Regions from separate parts of the Homo sapiens genome. Here region 2 is linked to region 1. A link is an interaction called in ENCODE POLR2A ChIA-PET data of the cell type or tissue named here. Cell type or tissue: OCI-LY7. All regions are shown on one strand. Links, peaks and the distances in the headings refer to the core of each region. The heading gives the core; the rest is flanking DNA. Region 1 overlaps TCF20 (transcription factor 20). Region 2 holds the start of SNU13 (small nuclear ribonucleoprotein 13).

Evidence for each region. ChIA-PET counts read pairs that join two places held together with the same protein. Peaks named below come from ENCODE experiments on the same cell type or tissue, not always from the same donor. Only the 100,000 strongest peaks of a DNase experiment are listed, where the experiment ranks them.
Region 2: POLR2A ChIA-PET joins it to region 1 with 13 read pairs; 2 of 35 experiments call an interaction of 5 or more read pairs at or near these places.

Annotation. Positions count from the first base shown.
Region 1 is chr22:42,166,618-42,182,471 of GRCh38, forward strand. TCF20 (transcription factor 20) reads right to left here. Exons shown (of 6, transcript NM_001378418.1): 3 at 12,992-13,085; 4 at 3,230-3,279; 5 at 1,992-2,119. The coding sequence ends at 2,036. Among named protein-coding and RNA genes, the nearest start is that of CYP2D6, 44 kb to the left of the region's middle. In OCI-LY7, for the core only: no CTCF peak of the experiment used is centred there; a DNase peak (open chromatin) is centred at 5,954; H3K27ac peaks cover 824 bases.
Region 2 is chr22:41,677,788-41,693,641 of GRCh38, forward strand. SNU13 (small nuclear ribonucleoprotein 13) reads right to left here and starts at 11,080. Exons shown (of 3, transcript NM_001003796.2): 1 at 11,007-11,080; 2 at 2,457-2,577. The coding sequence starts at 11,009. It also overlaps the pseudogene RNU6-476P and the pseudogene C22orf46P. RefSeq lists enhancers at 10,280-10,449, 11,000-11,179 and a silencer at 10,561-10,760. In OCI-LY7, for the core only: CTCF peaks have their summits at 4,023 and 4,243; DNase peaks (open chromatin) are centred at 4,034 and 4,704; H3K4me3 peaks cover 2,500 bases; H3K27ac peaks cover 2,196 bases.

The DNA.
Region 1 (15,854 bases), core at 4,408-6,907:
AAAAAAAAAGAGTCAAGGGCCCTGACAGCTAGGAAGGAAGGCCCAAGAATGACTAGAGAGGAACAGATGAACAAAATCCCCAGGAGATTTGTCCACCAGGCCCAGGGCCTGAACTTTCTTTTTCTCAAACACAGATGCAATTCCAGGACAAAAACAAAAAACACTTAAGCTCTTTCCTTAACCAGGTCTTCTAGGACACATTCCAGGAATACGCATCGTGGTCCCCTACAGAACTTGACTCTAACCATCTTGGCCTGTGCTGGCACAGGGGTGACAATGGGAAGGCACAGTGACACCCTCAGGAGCGTAGGGACATGCAGGAGGGCCAACAGAAACAGTCCTTTCAAAACCACGCAATGCAATGGCTGCCTTGTCCTAAGGGCTAATCCCAGGAAAAGGAGCAGGCAGTGCTGCCCAGCAGGTTCTGGAAAACCAGCAGCCACTCGCTGATGGTGGCAATGTACTCCAAGTCCAAGAGGCTTCATTTGCTCATCTGGTTCCTCTGACCCAGGAACACATGGAATGGCTTCCACCCACCTCCCCACTTTGCTCTGATCCCTTCACTGCCAGCCCTACTCCCCGGAAGAGGAAAGAGAAAGGCACCACACTCAACGCTCTATCAAGAAGGCACTCAGCAGCCCCCACTTGACTTCTCAAATGGCGTGGCAGCCGAGGGGCCTTCTCCGGAAATTAGTAGTGGTAACAAGGAGGAGGGCACGTTCCAGAAGGTGGTCAGGCACATGGTGGTGCCGGAAGGGACACGTCTAGCGTAGCTGTGTGAGTCAAACTCCTGAGGTCGACACAGAAGTCCTCCCATTTGAGAGAAATGACCCCTCAATGAATATTTCTGAGACAACTAGTCCTCCTGCCCCATCCTGTAGCAGCAAGTGCCACAAGGTACATTTTGGTTTTTCTTTTCTTTACAACCTATTTCCCTTCATGCCTCAGTGACGCAGGGAGGGTGAAGGAGCAGCATGGAGCTCAGAGGCCTGCAGCTTCTAGAGACCCCAAGTCCTATCATCCTGTTTTCACAGATGCCTGCCAAGAGGGCCGTGACCACAATAATCCCACACAAACTCACAGCAAGCACAACTCAATCACAAGAATTTTTTTTCTTTTTTTGAGACAGGGTCTCACTGTGGCCCAGGCTGGAATGTAGCGGCACGATCATGGCTCACTGCAGCCTCAACCTCCAGGTTTGATCAAGTGATCCTCCCAGCTCAGCCTCCTGAGTAGATGGGACTAAAGGCATGTACCACCACGCACGGCTAATTTTTTTTTTTTTTTTTAATGTAGACACAGGGTCTCACTGTTGCCCAGGCTGGTCTTGAACTCCTGGGCTTAGGCGATCCTTCTGCCTCAGCCTCCCAAAGTGCTGGCATTACAGGTATGAGCCACCATGCCCAGCCTCGAGATTTTTAAGAGTAAAATTAAATCAGATGCTAGAGTCTACTAAATCTTTGAGGATTTTTCTTTCCTTTGTACTTCTGCAAAAAGGAATCCTTCATAATACTGGAAAAAAAAGATTTCTAATAACAAAACCCAAGAGTTCTGTTGTTTTCAAAGGAAAACACACCATAAGCTTTACAGAAATGTAGTAAATTAAAAAGAAGAGACCTTTGACTGGAACCCTTTCTGAGACGGGGGAAAGAGCAGGGGCTACTGGCAAGAGATGCCCTGCCCAAGAAAGAGACCTAAAAGCCTGTTGTGTCCACTCACAAGGCCACCCCTGGCCAGCTGTGCCCTGAAGGGCTGCCTTCAGGAACAGTCACCCTGCACCCCATTGGCAGTGGACAGTTTAGAAGCCCCCACTCCTTTCCACAGATAATCTGGGGAGCTAAGTAACCAATGGAAGAACACTGCATCCACCTGGCGTTGTCATCCACAGGATGAAATGCTGGTGGCAGAGCATAGAGCGAGCAGGAGGGCAGAGGCAACGACGCCTGCTGGGAGCCGGGCAGGATGCAGGGAGCCCGGTGGCCCCGACTCACCTGTGCTTGCTGTCCTTTCCATTCCCACGAGCACACTGCCCCCCTCACCCCCGCTCCGACTGCTCTGTGCTGAGGCTGCCTTTCGCGGTCTTGTTCTGCAAGGGGGGGAGAGGGCACGGAAGGGGAGGCTGACACGGGCAAAACCAAGAGGAGACAGACAGGTGGGAGAGGACAGTGCAGAAATCAGGGAGGGCAAAGGGAGGACAGGAGTGGCACATGGAAAAGGAAAGAAAAGGCAGAGTCAGTCCTGACCGACAAACAGGAGACATTCAGACAGGGTTTTCTGAGGCAAAATGTGACCCTTAAAAAGGGGAGTTCTAAAAATAACATGCAAATTAAGTAAAAATAAAGAGAATATAAGATCCTGTGACCACTCCCCGCCCTTCCCCAGAAATAATTTTTAAAGAAAAGCATAAGCAAGCATCTTTCAGGAGCATTTTGAGGGCAGACCTCTCTGGACAACCTCCTTCTAGTACTTTCGGCCCTACTAGATTTAAGACTGCGAGTGACCAGTGACCACCAGGTGTCAGTGTGACCTCAGCCAGAGACACAGTGCAGCCCCTGCAGGAAACATCAGGTGGCAGTGGTCTCCGTTCTGATCCTTTCTTGGGGCTCCTTCTCCATATACACCCTCCCCACACACATATGTGGTATCCACAAACAGACCATTCACCCCTTACCTCCCACCCTTTCCTAAAGGAAGCGACCACGAGACCACCTCCTAAATAAACTGGGAAGTGGAGCCCGAGACAGCCCATCCACTGTGCATCAGGCTGCTTCTGCAGAAGCACAACCTGGAAGAGACTGAGCTTCCCCAGAGCCTTGTGGTCAGCTCGACTTCTAGTCTGGGAAGATGCCTTTGCACAGGCCTCAAGGCCTAGAACCAGACTTACCAAACGCCAACCTGTGAATTGGGGTTCTATTCACCTCAAGTGGAAATCAGTGGCTTGATCGAGTTAGATATTCTCACCTCTCTTAATGAACAGACAAACACCCCCTCTCCCAAAACACATTTCTCCTGGGATCCTCATAATACTCCGAGTGCTGGCCCCCATGCCACGGGTCTCCCTTCAGCATCATGCCCCTCCACCCTCCCAGGGCCAGGAGGGGACTAACAGCCGGAGGCACAGGTGGGGACAGGTGTGGGTGAGGCCCACCAACACCTGGTCTTCAGGTCTTTCAGGAGGAGCCACCCTCGATCCCATCCCTGCTGGTAGCTCTTGGGGCCTCTGACTCACCTTGTGCTTAGGGCACCTCACCGAGAAGTTCTCCTCATGTAGCAAACAATCTGGAAGACAGAAGGGGACAGTCAGATGGAGACTTCACAGCTGGACATAGGTGTGGTCATGCTGGCTGGGATTGACAGGGTCAGACATAAAGGTAGCAGGTCGCTACACTTACTTCTAATAGGAAAACATTAGAGACAACCCAAGTAAGCTATGATACCTTAACATGATGGATATCGGTCACTTAAAAATTAACATTTGAAAAGAGTTAATGGTATGGAAAACACCCATGAAACAAAACTGCTTGAAAAAACCAGGATGTACAAATGTATAAATGTGCTAATTTTATTAAAATGTTTCTACGCATTAAAAAAAGACTTGGGGCTGGGTACCATGGCTCACACCTGTAATCCCAGCACTTTGGGAGGCCGAGGCAGAAAGATCACTTGAATCCAAGAGTCAAGACCAGCTTGGGCAACACAGTGAGATCCTGTCACTATTAAAAAAAAAAAAAAAAATACTGAAAGGCTGGGTGTGATGGCACTTGCCTATAGTCCCAGCTACTTGGGAGGCTGAGGTGAGAAGACTGCTTGAGCCCAGGAGTTCAGACTGCAGTAAGCTACTATCACATCACTGCACTATAGCCTAGGCAAGCAAAACTGTCTTAAAAAAAAAAAAAACTACTTGGGAGGCTGAGGCAGGAGAATCACTTGAACCAGAGAGTCGGAGGTTGCAGTGAGCCGAGATCACACCACTGCACTCCAGCCTGGTGACAGAGCGAGACTCCGTCTCAAAAAAAAAAAAAAAAAAAAAAAAAAAAAGACTGAAAGGAAATCTATGAATATGTAACAATAATTCTCTTTGGGTAAGAAGATACAGCTGATTTAAATTTTATCTTTTCTATATTCCCACGATATCACCAATAAATGCTATTTTAAAAATCCTTGATTCTAGGCTAACCCCATTTCTCAGGCTCAAGCCAAAGCCTCCTTGTAAAAACACTTTAAAATCTAGACGCGTATTTTCTTCTCTGTACAGAGAATGCCCAGGTGTCTGAGACAGAAAGGTGGCCAGGCCCAAGAGCCCCACTGTCACCTTTGCCCCACGACCCACGGAGACACAGAAGCCTCCAACACAAATCACATAATCCACACTAAATGCTTCAGAGGAAGGTAAAATCCCATGAGGATGCTTTTAATCCTTGGAGGAAAAATGATTCATTCCAACTTGTAACATGATGACAGCATCCTGGATGGCAGCAAGGACACATCTGCCTCCAGGTGAGCTGAGCTCTCACACAAGGGTAGTGCATGGATCAGGGCAAGGAAATCTAATTAATGAGTTCACTCTGCACACCACAGCTCCTGGAGACCGACAGCCAGGTCACTGGTGCAAAACGCGGTGGCAGAATGTTAATAAATATTGATAACACATTCTCAGAGAGCTCCCAGGCACCATGGCAGGAGGCAGCCACGGTACTTATCCTTGTTAAATTTAAACTGAGATCCAGACTAGCAGCCTGTGCACCCACAGATTTCAAGTGCAATAGTAATAAGCAATGAACATACACATGAAAACTTTTCAGGTCCCGGTATCCTAAAACAAATCAAAAAGACCCTTTTATATTTGGCCAGACCTGGAACATCATAGCCTGTCTTTCGTTGGAGCCCATGAGTATCTAAGAGAGTGGGCGGCAGCCTTCTTGGCTCCGTGGGCCCAAGAGCTCAGCAACTTACTACTAACCTCCAAGCCCCTCCCCCAGCAAGCAACTAGCAAGGCAATAAATGAAATGTGTTAATTTAAAACCCACAAGTACATAGTGTGACCAAGACTCCCGCTGCTCCAATCTGCCAGAGAGTTTATAAACAGCAGGAGCCAGACAACTGGAGCTCAGGGGATATGCTCTCTTCTTACCTGGGCTCTGGCAGCAAGCACTATGCTGGCTTAGTCTCTAGTTTGGGCCAAACAGAAACAGTACAGCACACGTGGGGCTGGGCCACGCTTACGCCACAGGGGTTTATACCAGTGAGGACAGGGACCACACGAGCAGCAAAGGGTGCCATCAGAAAGGCGCAGGTGGCTCAGTTCCCTCACGGCCACAGAACAGTGACCAGCTGTGATGGACCATTAATAAAACACGCCTCATGTTAGGAAATGCGTTCCCTCTGAGTTAGAAGCAGAAAAGAGTAAGACACTATGAATGCACGCTAACGACAACTTGAAACTAATGCCAGATACATCTGGAAATGAAGTCTCCTACAGCAATCTGCCTGAGGCAGTGTCCATCTCTGACAAGGCCTCCCATGCAGGAACACTGTGCAGACAATGCCCTCCTCTGTTCTCATACATGTCCACAGGCCGTCAGGAAGCACAATTCACGTTCCTGGCAGGGGCCAGAACCACAGCTAGAGAGCTCAGAAACCTGGAGGGCACAGGGGAGCTTCTCCTCTTACCAGTCCCTGCTGGGAGGGAAGAGTGAAGAGCAGTAGGTGTAGTAAAACCTCTTCTGAGGACTCTGAACAGGCAACTGCACCTACATGGCCAGCCAGTCAAGGTCTCTCAATCTGTGTTCTTCAAGGCCCAGGCACCATCCTACACTGTCCAGAGGGCGCAGTCAGCACTTCTGCATAGTGAAGTCAAAGTAAACAGCTTGCGAGATCATCATCCAAGCTCAAAAAGACCTACAAGGTGGCCTAGTCAACAAGATGGCTTGCAGACACAAACATCAACCCCCAGAAGAGAAGGCCACTTTCATTTCCCTCTTCAAGCTCAAAGGCAGAATGGATTTACTAAGCTCCTCATTATAAGCTCTGTGAAGCTTCAGATACCCACATGCATCCACATGCTCCCAGGCTGAGGATGGTGGGCTCAAGGAGGGAGGTAGGAAAAACAAGAAGGGTTTAATGTCCTTTGGATCTGTTGTGTAGCAGACACAGACTCCAATTCACCTACACTCTACCCCAGTACTACTGTTATTCCTTATGTTGGCACACTGCAGGGCTTGGGACACAGGGGCCTGCCAGCCCCACCCTGCCTTGCCGAAGGGTAGGCTCAGGCTCCTGGGCCATAAGGAGGGAAATATGGGGCTCTTGGCACTGGGACTGGCTCCTGTGAGGCAGACGGCTGTCCCCCGGGGAGGAGTCAGACTACTGGCATTTCCTAATGACCCATCCAGGGCTCTGATGGCACCAGCAAGATCAAAGTCTGCAGCAGAGATAGCAGCTTTAAAATGCTACTGCAACGAGAGCTGCAGAAAGTAGAATTCCCAGCTGTTTTTTCATGAGAGTAGAAGAAAAAAAAAAAACCCTCCACACAAGGTTCTTTACGCACAGTGGAATTATTAATGAGCTACCACAGCCTTTTTTTCTCGTCTTAATTGTTGTGGCTCATTGCATTAAATACATTAATTAAAAAAAAAAAAAAACAGAGCTCATGCTCTTATTACTGTAACCCCCCCCACCTGGAGCCAAATCCTGTGCCTATGACATAACAAGCAACACAAAACAGCTGACCATGATGTCAGAAATGCAGGGTCAACATCAGGTGGGGGGGAAGGTGGCAGGAGTCACAGATCATGAAACAAAGATTCTGTTTCTATGGAGATGTCCCAGTAATAAAAGTCTTCCCTGAGACATCAACAGCTCTTTAAAGATCTGGGTGGGTTGACAGCAAGGCAGAGATGAAAATGTTAAACTGCTCTTTACTCCATAAGGGAGGTTAGGGATTCTCAAACCAAGGACTTATTTTTGTTATGATTAGAAAGAAAAGTCCATCAATAAACTTGTTTCCTGGATACAAAGTTACATCATACACAGAGAGCAATTTCCAAGAAGACTGTGTGGAATAATACAAGCGTCCATCCCCACAGAGCAGTGCAGGCCTCTGGGTCACTGTGACTTGGGTCATCAAAAAGACCGCAATGACCAAGACATGGTCATCTTGTGAAACTGCCTCTGGGTCCCAGGTCTCCACATGAAGGAGCAAAGTGCACAGCAGCAGAGGCAGCAAAGCCAGAGGCCGACAGCCCTACCCTCACTCCTCCCAACCCAGACCCCTCTGTCTTGCTGGACACGCGGCCACCAACTTCTGTTAAATAGAGATGCTACCAGCTTAACTAGGCAGGCTACCAAGATGGGCCCCAAAACAGAAAATGACAGACACCATTTACTCACAAGTCCTCAGCTAATAATGAGGGTCCTGCGCTTCTCTGCTGGTGGGCTGGGGTGACAACCTGGGCACAAGCTTCCACTAGAGGAGAGGATGTTCCAGTGCTCTATGGCCCCTTCCAAAAAATCCCAACCATATTGCCTGAACTTGGGTTGAGGAGGGTAGCTCTAAGCCTGTGCTGTTCAGCCACTAGCCATACATGGCCACTTAAGTTTACATTAAAAAAAAAAATTCATTTCCTCAGTCCCACTAGCACTCAATGATCACATCTGGTTTGTGGTTACCACATTGGAGAGTGCTGAGCTAGAGCGTTTCCATCATTGCAGTATGTTAGGCTGAGCTTTGCTGCTTGACATCTTAGAAGCTGGACCAGAAGGCAGGCTATCAGCAGAACGGGGGCAGCCTCCAGGGGGGCCCTTGCTGAAGTGTGCTCGGGTGGGATGTGGCACCGGCCTGTCAGCACACCCTAATGTGTCCCTGAACACAGCCTCAGTGGGGGACCACTTCTTACCCAGCTGCGAACTGGGAGAGCCAAAACTCACAGTATTCCCAATATAAAACTAACAATCAACCATAAAAAAACTTAATACTTAAAAATCCTCATATATAGCTGGGCATAATGGTACATGCCTGTATTCCCAGCTAGTTGGGAGGATCGCTTGAGCCTAAGAGTTTGAGTCCAGCCTGGGCAACACAGTGAGACCCTGTCTCAAAAAAAATTTTTTTTTTTTTCACTTAAAAGCCATTTTCTTGGCCAGGCGCGGTGGCTCACGCCTGTAATCCCAGCACTTTGGGGGGCCAAGGTGGGCAGATCACAAGGTCAGGAGATCGAGACCATCCCGGCTAACACGGTGAAACCCCGTCTCTACTAAAAACAGAAAAAATTAGCCGGGCGTGGCGGCGGGCGCCTGTAGTCCCAGCTGCTGGGGCGGCTGAGGCAGGAGAATGGCGTGAACCCGGGAGGCGGAGCTTGCAGTGAGCCGAGATCGCGCCACTGCACTCCAGTCGGGGCAACACAGCGAGACTCTGTCTCAAAAAACAAAAAAAAAAAGCCATTTTTTTCAACTAGAAACAAAACTTTATATTACTGCTCCCCCTCTTTCCTGGCCACTAGACTACAGGGAAGAAAACACAATATTACGATGTAACTAGAGGTAATGAAAATGAGAAAAGGCAACTGGTTGGCTCTTTTAAAAACTTATTTTTATTTGAACAGACCTGTTCTTGCTATGTTATCCAGGCTGAACTTGAACTCCTGGCCTCAAGTGATCCTCTAGCCTCAGCCTCCCGAGTACCTGAGATTACAGGTGTGAACCACCATACCTAGTTAACTGGTTAGCTCTCTTTCTTTTTCTTTTGAGACAGAGTCTCGCTCTGTTGCCAGGCTGGAGTGCAGTGGCGTGATCTCAGCTCACTGCAACCTCCACCTCCCGGGTTCAAGCGATTCCCCTACCTCAGCCTCCCAAGTAGCTGGGACTACAGGCACGCGCCACCACACCTGGCTAATTTTTCATATTTTAGTAGTGACAGGGTTTCACCATGTTGGCCAGGCTGGTCTCAATCTCCTGACCTTGTGATCCGCCCACTTCGGCCTCCCAAAGTGATGGGATTACAGGTGTGAGCCACCGTGCCTGGCCCAACTGGTTAGCTCTTGAAAGAGAAGGATTTAACAGCTGTACTACAGAATATGGCAGACCATGACCCAGGGTAAATTACACCTTAGACTCAACATGAAAACATTTGGAGGAAAAAAGAGAACAGAAGGGATGGACTAAAACCCAAACTCCCTGAACTGACATTTCAAGGCTACTTCATTTTTGTTTTGAGATAGGGTCTCACTCTGTTGCCCAGGCTGGAGTGCAGTGGCCCAACTGAGGGTCATGCAGCCCCTCCTGGGTCCTTCCATCTCAGCCTCCCTGGGTAGCTGGGACTACAGACAAGGGCCACCACGCCTGGCTAATTTTTTGTATTTTTTGTAGAGACAGGGTTTCACCATGTTGGCCAGGCTGGTCTCGAACTCCTGGGCTCAAGCAATCCTCCCACCTCAGCCTCCGAAAGTGCTGGGATTACAGGTGTGAGCCACCACACCTGGCACTCTGTTTCTGATTCCCTATCTTTCCGTTGATCAAATAGTGCCTTGGCCATCAAGCTGCCTTTCAGTCCACATGTACGTGTGAATACACACACTTTTGTAATAGTCTAACTGGCATCAGCATTATCTTCTCTACCTCTCTTGTTCTTTTTAACTGTTTCTCCTACAGAAGCTTGGAGAGAAAAGAGGGAAGGGGGAGGTAAGGGCAAGAAGGATGTGAAAGGAATGGAGACATATGCTTAAACAAAAGTCAGGAGCTGCAAGCAACTGCTGCGCTGGAAGGAAGGGGGGGGCAGGATGAATTCTGAGACCTGATCCAAGTCTGTTGGCCCTGCTCTGTGTATGTTATGCCTCACGCCTGTTCCCATCATGCAGTCAGCCACGCCCTCTTCCCCTTCCCATCAAATTCAAATCAAACCCCGCCTCCTATGGACAGCGTGGCTGCCTCCGTGGACAGCCCTGCTTCTCTCCTGGGGAAGCACAGAGAGGGGGCATGCACATGACAAGCACCATGCTACTTGCTGCCTTCTCTCACCACTTTTCCTCAAACGTGACCACAGGCATTATGGGGGCTGCCTGGGTGATGGTCTTAGATACATCTAATGCTCAAGTAACTAGAGGACATTATGTCAAGTGAAATAAGCCAGGCACGGAAAGTTAAAAGCTGCATGTTCTCGCTCATGTGGAAATTTAAAAAGCTGATCTTACGGAAGTATTAAAAAGTAGAACAGAGGATACTAGAGGCCAGGAAGGGGAAAGGAAAGGAAGAGATAAGTAGAGATTTGTTAAAGAATACAAAATTACATCTAGATGGGAGAAATAAGTTCTAGTATTCTGTATCACTGTAGGATAACCACAGTTAACAACATTATATTGTATAGTTTCAAATGACTAGAAGATACCAAATGTTCCCAACACAGACATGTTGTTTGAGACGATGGATTTGCTAATTACCTAGGTCTGATCATTTTATATATATATTGAAACATTACTGAGCACCCCATATCTACAATTACTGTCCATTAAAAAAAGTAAAAAACGCTGGGCGCGGTGGCTCACGTCTGTAATCCCAGCACTTTGGGAGGCTGAGGTGGGTGGATCACCTGAGGTCGGGAGTTTGAAACCAGCCTGGCCAACATGGCAAAACCCCGTCTCTACTAAAAATACAAAAATTAGCCGGGCATGGTGGTGGGCGCCTGTAGTCCCAGCTACTCGGGAGGCTGTGGCAGGAGAATCACTTGAATCTGGGAGGCAGAGGTTGCAGTGGGCTGAGATCATGCCATTGTACTTTAGCCTGGGCGATAAGAGCGAAACTTCGTCTCAAAAAGAAAAGTAAAAAACTTAATAAACTTGAAATTAACACCCACCTTGCCGCCAAAAAAGTAACTGGGGAAAACACCCACTGAAGGGACTAAAAGTCTAGAGTAAGAAAGGTGATTTTCCCAGGTTATCGAAGCTCTGAGTCAAAACTCAAGTCTTCTGCGTCACTCATTGGATGGCACTTCTTTAACAAAATGTTTCCCTTCTTTCAACAGTTAACACACTGCAAAACATCCCCCTATCATCTCAGCAAAGAAAATACAACACTCTATTGTATGTATACAACGTACTGTGATTTAGAGTAAGAAATACATATTTTAGTCTTCATCCCTGATTCCTGGCACAGACCTCCTAAAACCCGTGTAAATTCCTGAGCAATTAGGGGTGCTAGGAGCATCTTTTCTTCTAATATTTGGTTTTTGATCCTGGTTCCTGACATGGAGCTCCTAAACCCTTGGAATTTCCTGGATAGGAGCACTTTTTGTTCTAAGGCTACTCTTGGTGGTTCCTGGATGGGGGCTGGGCACCAGAGAGACGAAGCTGTGATTAGCAGCTTGGAACTGTTAGCTCTACCCACCCCACTCCAGGAAGGACAGAGGGGGTGAAGATTGAGTTAATAATTGATTATGCCTACATGATGAAGCCTCCAAAAAATCCGTGAACTACTGGATTCAGAGGGCTTCTGGACTGCTGAGTAGATGAAGGTGCCTCAGGGGTGGTGCCCCTGGAGAGAGCATGGACGCTCCATGCCCCTGCCCACACATCTGGCCCTATGTTTCTTTCATGTGGCTGTTCATCTGCATCCTTTATAATGGGTAAACACAAGTGAAGTGTTTCCGTGAATTCTGTGAGCCATGTTAAACATTAATCAAACCCAAGGAAGCGGTCTTGGGAACCCCAGTTTATAGTTGATCACTCAGAAACACAGGTCATAACACAGGGCTTGAGATTGGTATATGAAGTGGGGAGCGGTCTTGTGGGACTGAGCCCTTAACCTGTAGGGGCTGCACTAACTCTGCTTAGTATCAGAACCAAGCTAAACTATAGGACACCCAGTTGGTGTCCAATGGTGAATTACCTGTGTGATGCTATCAAGAAAAGAAAGTAAAAAGACAACTCAGAGAATGGAAGAAAACATTTGCAAACCACATATCCAGAATTACAAATAATTCTTTTTTTTTTTTTTTTTTTTTTTGAGACAGAGTCTCACTCTGTTGCCCAGGCTGGAGTGCAGTGGCGTGATCTCGCAACCTCTGCCTCCCGGGTTCAAGTGATTCTCCTGCCTCAGACTCCCGAGTAGCTGGGACTATAGGTGCGCGTCACATCTGGCTAATTTTTGTAGTTTTAGTAGAGACGGGGTTTCACTATTTTAGCCAGGCTGGTCTTGAACTCCTGACCCCATGATCCACCCGCCCGGCCTACAAATAATTCTTAAAACTTGACATTAAAAAGATAAACAACCCAATTTTACAATGGGCAAAGGATGTGAATAGCTATTTCTCCAAAGAAGATGTACAAATGGCCAATAGGCACAAGAAAAAAATGCTCGACATTAGCCATCAGGGAAATACAAATAAAAACCACAATGAAATAACATTTCATACCCACTGGGCTGGCTACAATTAAAAAAAAAAAAAAAAAGAAACACATATGACAGCAAGTGTCAGGGAGGACCTGGGGAAAGGAGAACACTCATGCACTGCCACTGAGAACGTAAAATGGGGCAGCCATTTTGGAAAACAGTCTGACAGTTCCTTAAAAGGTTAAACAGAGTTACCATATGATCCAGCAATTCTACTCCCAGGTACACATCCAAGAGAACTGAAAACATGTTCACACAAATGCTTGCATGTGAATGTTCTATAGCAGCATTATTCATAACAGTCAAAAAGTGGAAGTAACCCAAATGTACAGCAAAGCCCACAGAGATAGAAAGGATTGAGTCCAACAGAGCTTAAAGGGAAAAAAAAATCATAAAAATTTAAAAAAGAAAACAGAATAGTGGTTGCCAGGGACTGGAGGGAAGGGAAGGGAGATGAGTGCTGCTAATGGGTGGGAAGTTTTTTTATGAAGTGACAAAAAAAAAAAAAAAAAAAAAGAAAAGAAAAGAAAAAAAACAACGACAACAGAGAGAATCAAACTGTATGTCCTAATCCTTTGGATGCTCTGGACAAGGGTCTGTGGTCTCCTCTTACCTGCATCAATGGCACACGGGTAATGGTATCGGAAGGAGCAGCCTTTGTTGTAGCAGCCCAAGGTGGCGCCTGCCTCCTGGCAGTGGGAACATTTCTGAAAGGAAGGGAAAAGTCAGGCATGTCAGTATCCCAGATTTGGCCCTCTCCTCCAGGCCTTCCCTGGTCCCCATCTGTTAGACCTCAGCACGTGTCTCTGTGGTTAGAGGAGTCCGTGGTGGCAGGATGAGCTGGTCAATTTCTAAATGCCATTCACTGACCACACCATGGGAAGGGATCCAGCAATAATGTTTTAGACCAAGCCTCACAAATGTTCTCAAATCAACAATACAGCAGGGTGAGATGAGCAATCCATGTCATAAAGGACATGCCAGAGTGGGGTCCCCAGCCCTGCCTCTGGTACCCCCGCCATCCACCCACCCACACACTATGCCAGGCATTTCCTTGCTGCTATCGTGAGCGGCCTGCAGATCTTCCCTGTTTACTTCTGCTGTGAAAATCTGGGGTAAGAGAGGGTAAGGTAGTAGAGTTATATATAAACCTTTTAGAATTAGAAGTGGAATTTGGTTTCTAGTTCTTGTATTTGTAAGAAGATTTTATTTTTATTTTTGATCTACTTACCCCAAATGCCCAATACATTTCCCTTTTCAGAAAATATGGGCTCCTGTGTGCAAATGGTATTTTTATACATGAATCTTATTTTAAATGCACCAGAAAACCTGCCATGAATTTCTGGCTAAGTGAGACATTATTTTGTAATTGAGACACTCCTCCTTATATGGTCAGGTTTTCTTAAAGTGGGGCACATCTCTGTCAGCCCTGTGATGTGGCTGCTGTGAGTGCTCATCCTGTCAGGTAAGAAATGTGTCCTATCAGCAACAAACACATTCATAAAACTCAACCACATGTGACCCTACTAAGGATGCTGGCTCTTCAGATAGCAGAGGCACACAACCAGCAAGACTAGCTGGAAGAGACAGAAACTTGTTCCTGCTTCTATGAAAAATAAAAGTGTTCCCTAAGCAATTACACTGAGCTGGCTCAGGCCCCCGACACAGATACTGATGGAAAACTACACTAACGCCAGCAACAGCAAAGCCCAAGCGCTCGCCACGCTCAGACTGAATGATCTCATCCAGCCCTCTGCACTATTCCACCTGGCAGGCACTCCTAATGCTTCACGTGAAACTCTTGAGACACCAAAGGGAAAATAACTTGTTCCAGGTCAGAGCTGAGATTCTGGATGATCATCTCTGGCATCCTCCAGAGACAAAAGAGGTAGGAACAAGGGCTGGAAGAGATTAGTCCTTCAAAAGCTTTGCCCTGCTCTCAGAAGATCAAGGTCCTTCTGGGTGCCCATAATCAGTAAATGTTTATCATGTGCCCTCGCACCCTTGTTAAGAGAGAAAAGATCATTTGGTCTGGAGTAAACCAAGGACAAGTTCACAGCATTTCTAGTAGCCCTAGACTCTGTCGACCTTTGTCAGTGCCACAGAGCATCTCAGAATCAAAAGGACTATCAACTTCAGAGAAGGGAGTGTGGGTAGTCCATCGGTGGCCAACCTGCAGCCATGTCTGCTGCCACTTTCTTTTTTTGAGATGGAGTCTTGCTTTGTCGCCCAGGCTGGAGTGCAGTAGCGCAATCTTGGCTCACTGCAACCTCTGCCTCCCAGTTTCAAGCCATTCTCCTGCCTCAGCCTCCTGAGTAGCTGGGATTACAGGCGTATGCCACCACGCCAGGCTAATTTTTGTATTTTTAGTAGAGATGGGGTTTTGCATATTGGCCAAGCTGGTCTCAAACTCCTGACCTCATCGCATCTGGCCTCCTGCTGCCACTTTCTTACTCAAGAGGCCCGAAGATATGGCCCTCCCTACCCTGGGGGATGAATCACAGTGAGTGGTGGCCATTTAGGAATGGGTATGGTCAAGCATTTCTGGTAGGAAAGTCTGCAGGAAAAAGGGCTTCTGAAAACATTTTGCACTCCCCCCAACCTTTTTTTTTTTTTTTTTAATATATTTTGAGACGATGTCTTGCTCTGTCACCCAGGATGGAGTGCAGTGGCACAATCATGGCTCACTGCAGTCTCTACCTCCCAGGCTCAGGTGATTCTCCTGACCTCAGCCTCCCGAGTAGCTGAGACTACAGGGTGTGTGCTACCACATCCAGCTTTTTCAAAAAATGTTTTTGTAGAGACAGGGTCTCACTATGTTGCCCAGGCTGTCCTTGAACTCCTGGGCTCAAGCAATTCTCCCATCTCAGCCTCCAAAAGTGCTAAGATTACAAGCATGAAAGTTTCACCCTCTCAAAAAGAGACAAGAGGGAGGAACAGGTAATTTTTCTTGCGCAGCCTCTGTGAGGATTAGACAGTGGGATCTGTGGCAGCCACAGTATCACCATGAGGGGACAGCCCTGAAGACAAAGCCAGCCTGCTGAGGACAGAAGAGTGGCAAGATGGAGAGACCTGGGCCTACCATGACACTGTCAAGCACTAAATCACCCAAACCCAGGACCAGGCCACCTCTAGCCTTGTTACAGGAAACTTGGGTGCTGCTGTAGAAGGGTTAAGTATGCATGCTCTGGAACCTAAATAACTGCCTGGTAAGTGGCTCCACTTTCTAGCTCTGCCTTCTTGGCCAAACTCCTAACCTCTGTTCCTCAACCTACAGACGTGGGACTAATAATAGCACTCACCTCATAGAAATGTCATAAGGGTTAAATGAATTAATTCAGGCTTAAAACAGTGGCTGGGTCAAAAGTGCTAAGTAAATGTGACCCAAGATGACCATGTGTCAGACATATGCTAGATAATCTACAAAGACCATCTCATGAAAAGCAACCACACAGCAGGCCTCATCACCATCCCGG
Region 2 (15,854 bases), core at 3,484-5,983, 490 kb before region 1:
CACACCAGCCTCCTTAGAATCCCTCAAGCATGCCTTTACACCATGCCCAAAAACGTTTCTTTCCAACACCCTCATCTATTCAGTTCTCTGCTCAAACTCCTCAGACAGACCTTCTCTGAATACTCCATCTAAAAAGACCCACCACTGCCATTCCTATCCCCCTTCTCTACTTTATTCTGTTTTACAGCATTCTTTTTTTTTTTTTTGAGACGGAGTCTCACTCTGTCGCCCAGGCTAGAGTGCAGTGGTGAGATCTCGGCTCACTGCAAGCTCCGCCTCCCGGGTTCACACCATTTTCCTGCCTCAGCCTCCTGAGCAGCTGGGACTATAGGCGCCCGCCACCACGCCCGGCTAATTTTTTGTATTTTTGGTAGAGATGAGGTTTCACCGTGTTAGCCAGGATGGTCTCGATCTCCTGACCTCATGATCTGCCCACCTCGGCCTCCCAAAGTGCTGGGATTACAGGTGTGAGCCACCGCGCCCGGCCTCTTACAGCATTCTTTACCACCAGGCATAAAACCTATGTCTTTCTCCACTGGAATGTATACTCCAAGAAGGCAGAGACTTCATTTTGTTCACCAGTGCATCATCAGCATATATACATGCGCCTGGCACATAGCAGGCAATCAATAAATATGGCAAGAAAGAATACCTGACACTGAGGCAGAAGTACGGAAAATTGTTGCATCTCCCTCCCTGAACTCCCAGTAAGCATATTCTGAATTAAGTCGCTGAGACTGAGCATCTCCATTCAAGGACCTGTGTGCTTATCACCGTGCAAAGTATGGCAAGAGGAAATAAGGTTGCTCTGTGTCCATGAGTCCTCATCTACCTGAAGTGTAAGAAGTCACATCCCTGCCCAGCCAAGCTGACCTGAGTGCATCAAGTGAGAAGAGAGACCTCCCAGGAGAGCTGGTGGGTCACCCTACAATGCCCCACTGGCCACTGCTATACCAGGCACTGCAGTTACTGCAGTGTGACGAGCAGGGAGGAAAGAGCACTACGACGAGACCCACAGAGTCTACTTTATCTTCCTTCAGCAACACAGGTAAAAGCGATTGTAATAGTTCTCCTAAATCTCAAACACAGTTGACAAAATCTCTGATGTTTCCATTAAAAATCTTCAACGACAAAAGAGCTCTACCACATCAAACTACCCAGCATCTATTAAAATGAGAGTATTCTGGCTGGGCATGGTAGCTCACGCCTGCTGTTATCCTAACACTTTGGGAGGCCAAGGCAGGCAGATTGCCTGAGCTCAGGAGTTTAAGACCAGCCTGGGCGACAGAGCGAGATTCTGTCTCCAAAAAAATAAAATAAAATAAAAATAAGGCTGGGCAGCCGGGCACAGTGGCTCACGCCTGTAATCCCAGAATTTTGGGAGGCCAAGGCAGGCGGATCACTTCAGGTCAGGAGTTCGAGACCAGCCTGGCCAACATGGTGAAACCTCGTCTCTACTTGAAAAAAAATAAAAATAAAAATAAGGCTGGGCACAGTGTCTCACGCCTGTAATCCCAGCAGCACTTTGGGAGGCCAAGGCAGGTAGATCACCTGAGATCAGGAGTTCGAGACCAGACTGACCAACATAGTGAAACCCCATCTTTACTAAAAATACAAAATTAGCTGGACGTGGTGGTGCATGCCTGTAATCCCAGCTACTTGGGAGGTTGAGGCAGGAGAATCATTTGAACCCGGGAAGCGGAGGTTGCAGTAAGCTGAGATCCTGCCATGGCACTCCAGCTTGGGCAACAAGAGCAAAACTCTCCAAATAAAAAAATAAATAAATAAATAAAATAAAATTAAAAAAATAATAATGAATAAAGTGAGAGTATCCTATATCACCTCTGGGCAGAAGCATCATGCATACATAATTATTCTACTGAAAAACAGCTTTTTTTTTTTCCTTTTTTACAAAGGGAGGTAGTGCTCGCTTCAGCAGTACATATACTAAAATTGGAACAATACAGAGAAGATTAGCATGACCCCTGCACAAGGATGACATGCAAATTCGTGAAACGTTCCATGTTTTTGAATAATTGCATCCAAAAAAAAAAGGGAGAGGGGTAGGGAATGTTTCTGGGAACCAAATGAAATTCATGAATGTTAAGTATCCACCGTATAAGGGATGCTAAAAAGCATTAATATCCCTTTCCTTCTGATGGCTCTGGTGAGGTCATACAGCCACTATACAGTCTCCACAACTGCTTTCAAATGGCTCAGCAAAAATAAAATTCACTTATAGAGTGAAAAAGAAGGTAAATGTGGCAAAATGTTAACAATTGGTGGGTCTAAAAAAAATTCTTAGCCCATCAGCTTTAGCATCTAATGCCAAAGTCCTCCCACTGGTTGTAGTCGAGAGCAGCTAGCCCTCCTCCCAAACTGGAAATCAGATCAGAGGCCCCAGATGGAAACAGGTGCCTTTAACATTCCCCCAGAGCATCCTGTGGCTGCCTTACCCTCATTGGCTCCTTTCCGAAGCTGCTTATAGTTACATGACTGCTGAACGAGGTCCAGTAGCTTCTTGGTGAGGTGGGCATCGGCAAGGGGATAGGCCTTTGGATTCACATCAGCCTCAGTCTATGGGGGGGACATAAAAATATCAGACAAATTGAGCCAGAAGTTTTCCTACCTGAGTCACAAAATACTAATCAACAATTGAGACACAGGGGGCAGCTGCCCTGCTCCCTAACCCTCAAACACACAAAACACCAGGTAGTTAACAATGGACTTTCCACTCCTACCTTCGAAAAAAAGGAAATACACTATTAGGAATTACACAGTTCAGTAAAGTATACTAAAGCTCATGTACTTTTGTCTTTCTTCAGCCGAATGTTTGATAATATTACAGCAAATGGATTACAAACGGGTTCCCATGGCTCCGCATCCATTTGAGTCCATGGCTAATCCATTTCTGTTTTTATTTTTTAGATGGAGTCTTGCTCTGTTGCCCACGCTGGAGTGCAGTGGTGCGATTTCAGCTTACTGCAATCTCTGCCTCCCGAGTTCAAATGATTCTTGTGCCTCAGCCTCCCAAGTAGCTGGGACTATAAGCGTGCACCACCATGCCAGGCTAATTTTGTATTTTTTGTGGAGACAGGGTTTCACCGTGTTGGCCAGGCTGGTCTCAAACTCCTGGCTCACGCCTGTAATCACAGCACTTTGGGCGGCCGAGGCGGGTGGATCACCTGAGGTCAGGAGTCCATGGGTAATCTTTAAATTTGAACTTCCGTATTCCACCTGAATTTACTGAATCAATAAGATATAATTTACAGTAAATGTAGCACAAAGTTTTCTTTCCATTCCCCACTCCATATGCGTATCTTCTGTTCAAACCCATGGTTTCCAACACATTAAAGTATTTCCTCACCTCCTCTACAATACACACAAAATGGTTCCAAAATTGCTACACCAATATACCACCTCTACCAACAAACTCACCAAAGTCAAAATTTATTTTTGTTCTTAGGATATATCCTATCAAAGCCATCCAGTGGCAGGACTTTGTTCAAAAGTTATTCAAATTAAAATTTTCCTTGTGGTTAGCAATTTGGTATACAAGTAGATTTATTTTGTAGTCAGCTTGCTTTAAATTTTATTTTTCAAATATGTAAAATATCTTCATGGTTTAAAAGTCAAAACTATGCAAGTGATAGCAACTCAATATTTTGAAAACTGGGAAAGGGAAACAATCATCTTCTGTGCCTTTCCTAAATGCTGTATTAGGCGGTAACCAGGTAGAAGATGAGAAGTACCTCTTGTATCACTCTTCCGCCTAATAAATAAAGAGGGAATGGTACAGTTAAATATCACCAACTTGCAACCCTTATTAACTAATTAATGGCATTTGCAGTTATGTTAAAAATTCTTACTTTATAGATATATACTGTAATACTTATGGATAAAATGATGTCATTCAGATCTGTGTCAAAATAACCCATGTAGGGGACGAGCGCGGTGTCTCACGCCTGTAGTCCTAGCTACTCGAGAGGCTGACGCAGAATAGCTTGAACCCAGGAGGCGGAGGATGCAATGAGCGGAGATGGCGCCACTGCACTCCAGCGTGGGCGACAGAGCGAGACTCCGTCTCAATAAATAAATAAATACACACCCATGTAGGGAGCATATTGGGTGAGTGGCCTGCCTATTCCGCTCCTTCCATCTCATTCCCACTGCTCCAGTAAATCATTTTCATTAATTTTTCTCTTTTTTTTTTTGTTTTTACAAACACATATTTATATACAAGGATATATTCATATTATAACCCAGGTGCGGCCCCACATGTCGCCATCGTGTGTAACGTGCGAATCGCGAGTGATTCACTGCGGCTACCACCTAACCTCGGCCTTGGAGGCTGGACATAGGGTGGACGGCAGTCGCTGGAGACGGAGATGGCCTGGTGGGACCACTCATCTATAGCGCCTGCCTCGGTGGTCTCCTGCCCGACACCGCGCACCTGCCTTTTCCTCCTTCCGTTTTTTTACAGCTTTTCTGACACAGCGGGACCACGCTCGCGGCACCACAGCTCTCGGGAGGTGACCCGGAGATAATGGCCCAGTAGGAACACTCACCATAGCGTCTGTCTTGGTAGTCTCTTGCCGGACACCGCGAGGATACCACGCGTGTCGGTTTGGACGGTCTGCTGCCCAGCACCGCAAGGACACGGATGCCCCGCCCCCAAGAGCAGGAAGTGACGCCACTGCCGCCAGCGGAAGTGACGTCCAGGGCCAGCCCGTACACCAGGACGCCCTGTCTTCTACGTAACTCCTTATCTTAGGCGAATTTGTCTTGGTCCCAGGACAACTAGGAAGAATTAGGTGAAGGATGGAGGAGTTCTCTAAAGGAAGGGGGTTGGGGGAGGTCAAGGGAAGACCTCCATATTATTTTTCTCTTCCTCATACATTTATTTATTTAGAGACGGAGTCTCCCTCTGTCGCCTAGGTTGGAGTGCAGTGGCGCGATCTCGGCTCACTGCAGCCTCAGCCTCCTGAGTACCTAGGATTACAGGTGACCGCCATCACGGCCGGCTGATTTTTGTATTTTTAGTAGAGACGGGGTTTCACCACTTTGGCCAGGCTGGTCTCGAACTCCTGATCTCAGGTCATCTGCCTGCCTCAGCCTCCCAAAGTGCTGGGATTACAGGCATGAGCCACCGCACCTGGCCATCCTTTCTTTTTAATGTCTATAGAGTATGTCTCCTTCACATGTTACCTACTTAAACATTTTCTTTTTTGAGACAGGGTCTCGCTCTGTCACCCAGGCTGGAGTGTAGTGGTGGCATCTTGGCTCACTGCAACCTCCTCCGGGGTTCAAGCGATTCTCCAGCCTCAGCCTCCAGAGCAGCTGGTACTACAGGCATGCACAACCACGCCCGGCTAATTTTTCTGTATTTTTAGTAGAGAAGGTCTTTCACCATGTTGGCCAGTCTGGTCTCCCAATTGCTGACCTCAAGTGATCCGCTTGCCTTAGCCTCCCAAAGTGTTGGGATTACAGGCGTGAGCCACCGTGCCTGGCCTTATTTTTTCGATTAATCTTTCTGAGGGGGACTTTCCTGGGCTCAAGTGGTCCTCCTGCCTCAGACTCCCAAGTAGCTGGGACTACATGCATGCACCACCACGTCTGGCTAATTTTTTAATTTTAGAGGCACTGTCTTATTATGTTGTCCAGGCTGGTCGTGAACTCCTGGCCTCAAGCAATCTTCCTGCCTGGGCATCCCAAAGTACTGGGATTACAGGTGTGAGCCACTGTGCCCAGCCCATTTATATATTTTTTAATCTTTCACTATTATGTAAATGCTATAATGTCTAATCTCATCTATACCTAATCTATATTATGTTTCATTCAGTATATCTGTAAGATAAACTCCTAGAAGTGGGATTAACGAGTCAAAAGATATAATATGCATTTGTAACTTTTATATCTATTCTAAATTGACCCTATATAGGGTTTAACAACTTGCACACCCACCAGCAATGCATGACAGTGACTAATTCCCCAAAACTTTGACAACAGTGTCAAACTGAACTAGCTTCGTTGCCTGGGGTAAATATCCAGGGTTTGTTGTCTCATGCCAAGAAAATTTAGGACATGGACACACAGGAGTTTAGGAGCAGGGTTTTTTTTTGTTGTTTTTTTTGAGATGGAGTTTTGCTCTGTTGCCCAGGCTGGAGTGTAGTAGTGCGATCTTGGCTTACTGCAACCTCTGCCTCCTGGGTTCAAGCAATTCTCCTACCTCAGCCCCCACCAGTAGCTGGGATTACAGGTGCGCGTCACCACACCGGGCTAATTTTTGTATTTTTTAGTAGAGACTGGGTTTTGCCATGTTGGCCAGGCTGGTCTCGAACTCCTGACCTCAGGTGATCTACCTGCCTCGACCTCCCAAAGTGCTGGGATTACAGGTGTGAGCCACTGCGCCTGGCCGGGAGCAGAGGTTTAATAGGCAAAAGAAAGAGAAAGAACAGCTCTCTCTGGTGAGAAAGAGGGGCTTCGGAAAGGAAAAGACCCAGCAGTATGCTCTACTTTCTATTTCAGCAATTTCTCCTTTTGTTTTTTTTCTTTCCTTCTACTTTCTTTGGGGTTATTTTGTGCTAGTGTTTTTTTCTACCTTTTTATCCCGTTTCTCCCTAGCATTAGCATCTTAGGCTCCAAGTAATACTTTCATTATATCCTTTCATTTGTTTCTTCCCCCCTCTGCCCTTGTCACTTATGCTCTGGTATGTGGTATTTTCATTATTGTTCTGTTCTATTTTTGAATTCCTACTACAATTTTTAAATCTCTCTGATAGTTTATATTTTTCATTTCAAACTACTTTGTTACTAATTTTTAACTTATTTCCTTTTGGGTTAGGCAAAAATGGTATGTAATATTACCAATGTTAAAATTTGCAGGGCTTGCTTTATGGCCAATTTTCAAAAACGTTCCATGTTTGAAGAGTGTATTCTGAACTGGCTGCAGTGGCTCAGGCCTATAATCCCACCAACTTGGGAAACTGAGGCTGGGGACTGATTGAGGCCTGAAGTTTGAGACCAGCCTGGGCCACACAGTGAGACCCCCATCTCTAAAAATATTTAAAAACTTAGCTGGGGCAGTCCAGGCACAGTGGCTCACACCTATAATCCCAGCACTTTGGGAGGCCAAGGTGGGTGGCTCTCTTGAGGTCAGGAGTTCAAGACCAGCCTGGATGACATGGTGAAACCCCCGTCTCTACTAAGAATACAAAAATTATCTGGGTGTGGTGGCAGGCACCTGTAATCCCAGCTACTTGGAGGTTGAGGCAGGAGAATGGCTTGAACCCGGGAAGCGGAGATTGCAGTAGGTTGAGATGATGCCACTTCACTCCAGCCTGGGCGAAAGAGTGAAACTCCATCTCAAAAAAAAAAAAAAAAAGAATTACACCCTTTTTGTTGTTGAGACAGGGTCTCACTCTATCACTGAGACCAGAGTGCAGTGGCATGACAATAGCTCACTGCAGCCTCGACCTCCAGGGCTCAAGCGATCCTCCTGCCTCAGCCTCCTCAGTAACTGGAACTACAAGTGTGGGCCACCACTCCTGGCTAATTTTATTTTATTTTATTTTTTATTTTTTGAGACGGAGTTTTGCTCTTGTTGCCCAGGCTGGAGTGCAGTGGCACAATCTCGGCTCACCGCAACTTCTGCCTCCGAGGTTCAAGCAATTCTCCTGCCTCAGCGTCCTGAGTAGCTGGGATTACAGGCATGCGCCACCATGCCCGGCTAATTTTTGTATTATTAGTAAAGACGGGGTTTCACCATGTTGGCCAGGCTGGTCTTGAACTCCTGACCTTGTGATCCGCCCACCTCAGCCTCCCAAAGCGCTGGGTTTACAGGCATGAGCCACTGCACCCGGCCAACTCCTGGCTAATTAAAAAAAAAATTGTTTAGGCTGGGTGTGGTGGCTCACGCCTGTAATCCCACCTCTTTGGGAGGCTGAGGCAGGCAGATCACTTGAGGTCAGGAGTTGGAGACCAGCCTGACCAACACGGCAAAACCCCGTCTCTACTAAAAAAATACAAAAAATAGCCGGGCATGGTGGCACATGCTTGTAATCCCAGCTACTCGGGAGGCTGAAACAGGAGAATCGCTTGAACCAAGGAGACAGAGGTTTCAGTGAGTCAAGATCGTGCCACTGCACACCCAGCCTGGGTGACAGAGCGAGACTCTGTCTCAAAAAAAAAAAAAAAAAAATTTGTAGAGACAGGATCTCACTATTTTGCCCTGGGTGGTCTCCAATTCCTGGGCTAAAGAGATTCTCTCGCCTCAGCCTCCCAATTTCTGGGATTGCAGGCTTGAGCCACAGTGCTTGGCCACATCCCGTCTTTTAACTGGAGCACTCAGTCCCTTTACATATTTAAGTATTGGTATAATGGTTTCAAATTTTCCTTCTTTTGTGCCTTCTATTTGTTCCACTTGTTCTGTTTCTTTTTCTTTCTTTCCTTTCTCTGGATTTATCATTGCATTTGCACTATTTTCCCCTCTACTGATTTGGAGTTTATTCTTTTATCTTTTTTTTTTTTTTTTAAGAGACGGCATCTCCCTCTGTCGCCCAGGCTGGAGTGCAGTGGCGCAATCTCGGCTCACCGAAACCTCTGCCTTCCATATTCAAGGAATTCTCCTGCCTCAGCCTCCCGAGTAACTGGGACTACAGGCATGCACCACCACGCCCAGCTAATTTTTGTATTTTTAGTAGAGATGGGGGTTTCACCATGTTGGCCAGGTTGAACTCCTGACCTAAGGTGATCCACCCGCCTCGGCCTCCCAAAGTGCTGGGATTACAGGTGTGAGCTACCACGTCCGGCCATACAAATGTTTTATTTGATACTACAGTAGGGATTTTTTTTTTCTTTGACACAGTCTTGCTTTGTCACCCAGGCTGTAGTGCAGTGGCATGATCTCGGCTCACTGCAAACACCGCCTCCCCGGTTATAGTGATTCTCCTGCCTCAGCCTCCTAAGTAGCTGGGATTACAGGCACGCACCACCACGCCTGGCTAATTTTTGTATTTTTAGTAGAGATGGGGTTTCACCATGTTGGTCAGGCTGGTCTTGAACTCCTGACCTCATGATCCACCCGCCTCAGCCTCCCAAAGTGCTGGGATTACAGGCGTGAGCCACCGTGCCCAGCTGGAAATTTTGGTTAATAATTTATCACAAGTTTTATTTATTTATTTTTTTGAGACGGAGTCTCAAACTGTCACACGGGCTGGAGTGCAGTGGTGTGATCTTGGCTCACTGCAACCCCCGCCTCCCAGGTTCAAGCGATTCTCCTTGCCTCAGCCTCCCAAGTAGCTGGGATTACAGGTGCCCACCACCACGCCTGGCTAATTTTTTTGAATTTTTAGTAGAAACAGGGTTTCACTATGTTGGCCAGGCTGGTCTCAAACTCCGGACCCCATGATCCACCCGCCTCAGCCTCCCAAAGTGCTGGGATTACAAGCATGAGCCACCGCGCCTGGCCCTGTTGCATGTTTTAAAATAGATATACTTAGAAATATTACATGGAACCCCCAAAGTATGTACAACTATGATATGTCAATTTAAAAAAACTTTAAAAATTGCCATTGTTTCCAACAACCCATTCTCTGGAAATCAGGATTCTCAAATCTCAATAAACATCAAATTCATAAAAGAGGAAGACTTCAGGAATCTGAACAATCATTAAATACCTAAATGTTTCACTATTAGTCAACAAAAAAGTTAAACTCAATTTTAAAACCAAACTAGCTTATAAACACTAATTGAAACTTGCTTAGGGTGTATTTATTTGCCTTTCAATTTCTTCAGGGGTTAAATAAATTAACGAATGATATCATACCACCAGCCAACCTAAATCCCTACCTAGCATGATCAGTTTGGTTTCGCTGTACACCAGACAGCCAAAACTTGCAAGGTTTTGATTGAACAACAAATACTGCGTGCTTACTCTGTACCAAGCATCAGGACTAGATGTTTACCATGCTTTATTTCATTTGATCCTCACAACACCCTCATGCACTGTCATCCCCATTTTACAGTTGAGGAAAACTGCAAAGTTCAACCTGAGACCATCCGATTCCAAAACGTTTCAGGGAGCTGCGTTAAAGCGAGCACTGAGTTTGGAAGCTTCAAGTTCTAGGCTCAGCCACGTACTAAGCTTCAAAATGCATGGGAGGAGGTTTGTGGGGAGTGCTACCGCCGGGATCCAAGCTCCACTGGAAGGATTAACTATAGAAGTTACAGTGCTTTACAAATTCTTCCCTCCTCACCAAGTGCCAACCAAAACTACTACGCCAGGACACACGTTTTAGAACTTTCCCTAGATGTTTAAAAGTCAGAGACGACCAAGAGTTTAGAGACGCCGCACGTGGTGCTACCAGACTTCTGGTTTTTGAAGCCACCGCCTTGCAGGAGAAGCCTTTCCTGCACTCCAGGCCGTGAGTCGCGCTCACTTCATGTTCCCCACAGCCCCCAAATGCCAAAGGCTCCTCTAGGTCCCTGGCGCGTGTGACTCGCGGCGGGCACTAAGCGCAGACCCATGGGAGATCTCCTCCTGAACCCCAGCAACGGGGGTGGGGTGAGGTAGGGTGGGTAGGAGAGGTTGATCCGAATCCCAGGGTCCCACGCCATCGTAGATTTCGTATGAAAAGAAACAAGGAAAAAAAAAAGTTGGAGCCAAGTTTTCTTCACCCAACTTTTTGCCCTCTCCCACGTGGGTTGGTCTCTTTCTCCCAGGCTGGGCCATGCCCCCTCCGCTCGCTGCAGGCCTTTTGCCAAGCAAACAGACCGTGCGGCAAAGCAACACAGCTGCGGGGATCCTAAGGTTTCCTGAGTTCTAACCTCGGGCCAGGCTGCTGGGACCCCGCCGCTGCTGGGGTTCTAACTAAGGGCCCGGCGGTTAAGACCCAACGCCGGCGGATGAGACGGCGCAGGCTCTAAGCCTCCATCTAACAGGCTAGGGAGTGAACGCAACCCTGAGTCTCCCGCTTCCCGGTCCCTCGGCCGGCGCACGCACTCACCATGGCTGCGGTTCCGCGGGCTCAGCACTCCTAGGGGAGCGCAGCTGACGTTTCAGAAGCACTCGCGTGCACCGGAAAAACTCACAGAAGCAGCAGCGGAAATGGCCCCGCGCGGCAGGAAGCGAAGGTGACGCTACGCGAGCGAGTGGGCCCCGCCCTCTACGGGGGCACTGGCGCGGAAACTGGCCCTGTGTCGAAGAAGGAACGTACTTTGGCGTTCTTATGAGCTGCCTAGTACAAATTATTGGCAGAAACAATGAATTAAACATTCAAAAAGTAACCCACCGGCCGGCCGCAGCGGCTTATGGCTGTAATCCCGGCACTTTGGGAGGCCGAGGCGGGCGCATCACCTGAGGACAGGAGTTCGAGACCAGCCTGGCCAACATGGCGAAACCTCGTCCCTACTAAAAAATACAAAAATTAGCCAGGCGTGGTGGCGGGCGCCTGTAACCCCAGCTACTTAGGAGGCTGAAGCAGGAGAATCGCTTGAACCCCGGAGGTGGAGGCTACAGTAAGTTGAGATCATGCCACTGCACTCTAGCACTCCAGCTGAGGCGACAGAGCGAGACTCTCAAAAAAAAAAAAAAAAAGGCCGGCCGGGTGCGGTGGCTCCCGCCTGTAATCGCAGCACTTTGGGAGGCTGAGGCAGGCGGATCACTAGGTCAGGAGATCGAGACCATCCTGGCTAACACAGTGAACCGTCTCTACTAAAAATACAAAAAATTAGCCGGGCATGGTGGCGGGCGCCTGTAGTCCCAGCTACTCGGGAGGCCGAGGCAGGAGAATGCCGTGAACCCCGGAGGCGGAGCTTGCAGTGAGCCGAGATCGCACCACTGCACACTGCACTCCAGCCTGGGCAACAGAGTGAGACTCCGTCTCAAAAAAAAGAAGAAAAAAAAGAGGGCCGGGTGCGGTGGCTCACGCCTGTAATCCCAGCACTTTGGGAAGCTGAGGCGGGCGGATCACCTGAGGTTGGGAGTTCGATACCAGCCTGACCAATATGGAGAAACCCCCGTCTCTACTAAAAATACAAAATTAGCCGGGCGTGGTGGCGCATGCCTGTAATCCCAGCTACTCGGGAGGTTGAGGCAGGAGAATCGCTTGAACTTGGGAGGTGGAAGTTGCAGTGAGCCGAGATCGCGCCATTGCACTCCAGCCTGGGCAACAAGAGTGGAAACTCGGTCTCAAAAAAAAAAAAAAAAATTCCAGCCACTAAACAGTTAAGGCCTGGCTCATTATAATTGGCTGACGTCCCTGCCTGCTCAGATATTTAATATTTTGAATAGAACTTTTGGGTAAAAGAGTCTTCAGGGTAACATTTATTTTCCCACCAACACTGATCCTAAGATGGGAAAAGTAATTCCCCCACAGGAAATCAGGATACTGCAAGCAACGAGAAAGGCATGTTGAGTGGTTAAACAAGAATACATGTATTCAATACAGTGTTCATTAAATGTTTGATAATAGAAGGACAGGCAGATCCAAGTATTTCATAGGAAGAAAGAAATCAAGCAGACCGCAGGTTATATCACCCCATCACACATTCAGGGAACTTAATCTTTTCATTCCAGAGGATGGGTTTGTTTAAAACAAGTTCTTCCTCCTAATTACTTTTGAACAATTCCCCAATACTGTCCTTACCTGCACCAAGAGCATGCTAACCAGGCCTGGCACCAGGGTCAGAGTTGAGGCTGGGGCATCAGCCCCCTTTGTGAGGTGGCCTCAGTGACAGGGGTGCTATGAGGTGGCGGCTATCCTACTGCAGCTGGCTGCATCAGATGTGCCAGGCCTGCCCTCTAGCTCCCAACACCATCTGCCTGATCTAAGCTTTGCCATGTTGTTGTCACTGCTGGGTGCCTGTGCTGTGGTGGGGCCATTCCATGGCCCTGAGTGGGAGCCAGTGCAGGGCCTGCTCTCCCAGAATCACAGCTGCAGGGACCCTCAGTGCTGTGGCAACCTGCTTGTCCTCTGCCTCTTTCTGGTCTGGCAGGTCCGGCACTGTTGGCACCAGGTCACCAGGACCCGCTTCAGCACAAGGAATGTCATCAAGGTGAGTGGGCCCCATACACCTTCACCCTTCTTCCCTCAGCACCATGATTGTCTCTGTCACTTGTTACAAGGACCTTGTTTTATGCCTGGTGTACCAGAAATGAATCAGAGGGAAACTCAGGCTGCTCAGGGAGAGCATCGGCCAAGCCCCAAACCCAGGAGTCACCCTGAGCTCCTCTCTTTCCCTCACTCCACACATTCAATCCATCTGCAGGTCCCAGGGGCTATACTTGCAAATTGTATCTCAAATCTGATCACTTCTAACCACACCACACCCTCCTGGGCAGAGACACCATCATGTCTCAACTGGACCATAGCAACAGCCTTCTGCCTGGTTCTTGCTGCTTCTCTTATCCAACCACAGCCTATCCTCCATACAGTCACCAGAATGGCCTTCTTCTTTCTCTCTCTCTCTCTCTCTCTCTCTCTCTTTTTTTTTCTGAGACAGAGTCTCACACTGTTGCCTGGGCTGGTGTGCAGTGGTGTGATCTTGGTTTGCTGCAACCTCCGCCTCCCTGGTTCAAGCGATTCTCCTGCCTCAGCCTCCCGAGTAGCTAGGATTACAGGCGCCCGCCACCACGCCTGGCAAATTTTTTTTTTTTTTTGTACTTTTAGTAGAGATGGGGTTTCACTTTGTTGGCCAGGCTGGTCTCGAGCTCCTGACCTTGTGATCTGCCTGCCTCGGCCTCCCAAAGTGCTGGGATTACAGGTGTGAGCCACTGTGCCTGGCCTCTTTTTTCTCTCTTTTAAAAAAAAAAATTGGTCCAAGGATAATACACACACACAATTACAAGTGTGTAGATCAGTAAATTTTCATAATTGAATACATCAGTTTGTAGCATGCAGATTAAGAAACAAATGATTACCAGCAGCCCAGAAGTTTTAGTCACAACTCTGCGGATTTCCTTTTCTTTTCCTTTTTTTTTTTTTGAGATGCAGTTTTGCTCTTGTTGCCCAGGCTGGAGTGCAATGGTGTGATCTCGGCTTACCTCAACCTCTGCCTCCCAAGTTCAAGCAATTCTCCTGCCTCAGCCTCCTGAGTAGCTGGGATTATGGGCATGCACTACCACACCCGTTAATTTTGTATTTTTAGTAGAGGCGAGGTTTCTCCGTGTTAGTCATGCTGGTCTCGAACTCCCGTCCTTATGTGATCCGCCTGCCTTGGCCTCCCAAAGTGCTGGGATTACAGGAATGAGCCACCACTCCTAGCCAACTCTGCAGATTTCTTTCTTGTTTTTCTTTTTTTTCTTTTCTTTTTTTTTTTTTTTTGAGATGGAGTCTTGCTGTGTGGCCCAGGCTAAAGTCCAGTGGTGCGATCTCGGCTCACAGCAACCTCTGCCTCCCAGGTTCAAGTGATTCTCTTGACTCTGCCTCCCTAGTAGCTGGGATTACAGGCATGTGCCACCACGCACAGCTAATTTTTGTATTTTTAGTAGACACAGGGTTTCACCATGTTGGTCTGGCTGGTCTCGAACTCCTGACCTCAAGTGATCCACCCACCTTGGCCTCCCAAAGCGTTGGGATTACAGGTGTGAGCCACCACGCCTGGTCGACTCTGGATTTCTTTCTTTCTTTCTTTCTTTCTTTGAGACGGAGTCTTGCTCTGTCACCCAGACTGGAGTGCAGTGGCGCGATCTCGGCCCACTGAAAGCTCCACCTCCCGGGTTCATGCCATTCTCCTGCCTAAGCCTCCTGAGTAGCTGGGACTACAGGTGCCCGCCACCATGCCTGGCCAATTTTTTTTTTTTTTTTGTATTTTTAGTAGAGACGGGGTTTCATCGTGTTAGCCAGGATGGTCTCAATCTCCTGACCTTGTGATCCGCCCACCTCGACCTCCCAAAGTGCTGGGATTACAGGCGTGAGCCAGTGCACCCAGCCTCTTCTTTTTTTTTTTTTTTCAGATGGAGTCACGCTCTGTCACCCAGGCTGGACTGCAGTGGCGTGATCTTGGCTCACTGCAACCTCCGCCTCCTGGGTTCAAGCAATTCTTGTGCCTCAGCCTCCTGAGTAGCTGGGATTACAGGCATGCGCCATGATGGCTGGCTAATTTTTGTATTTTTAGTAGAGAAGGGGTTTTGCCATGTTGGCCAGGCTGGTCTGGAACTCCTGACCTCAAGTGATCCACCCATCTTGGCCTCCCAAAGTGCTGGGATTACAGACATGAGCCACCATGCCCTGCCATCAGAACAAACTTTTAGAAACAGAACATAGCACTTAGCTGCTCAAAACCCTGCAATGGCTCCTATACTTACATTATCTGGCAAACTCAGAATAAAATTCTCGCTCCTAATCACGACTCTAAGGACCAGCATAATCTGTCCCATGTTTGTCTCCGATCTTATCTCCCAGTGCTCTCCTCATTACTGGTTCCATTCTGGCCACACAGTCTTCTTTGCTGTTCCTGTACATGTAATTTTGTTCCATCCTCAAGCCTTTGTACTTAATGTCTCTTCTGCCTACAACGCTCTTTCCTCAGATGTCACTTGGTTTGCCCCTTACTTCATTCAGGCTCCAGTCAAATGTCACTTCCTCCAAGAAGCCTTTCCTGACTATTCTGTCTGTGCGGATTATGCAAGTTATTATGTGTGCAAGGATTTTGCTTCTCTGTTCTCATCTACAGGTGCCACTGCAGAAGCGGGCAGTGCCCTCCATGAGGTGCGAAACTGTCTTCAAGCTGACTCCTGAATTCTTCAGTCCTGGAAAGTCCAGGGGCCTAGATTCTCAACAATGCGCACAAAGGCAGAGATGGGGATACCGGAGGAGCCTCCAGGAATCATGGGCCCAGAACCTGCTCTCTCC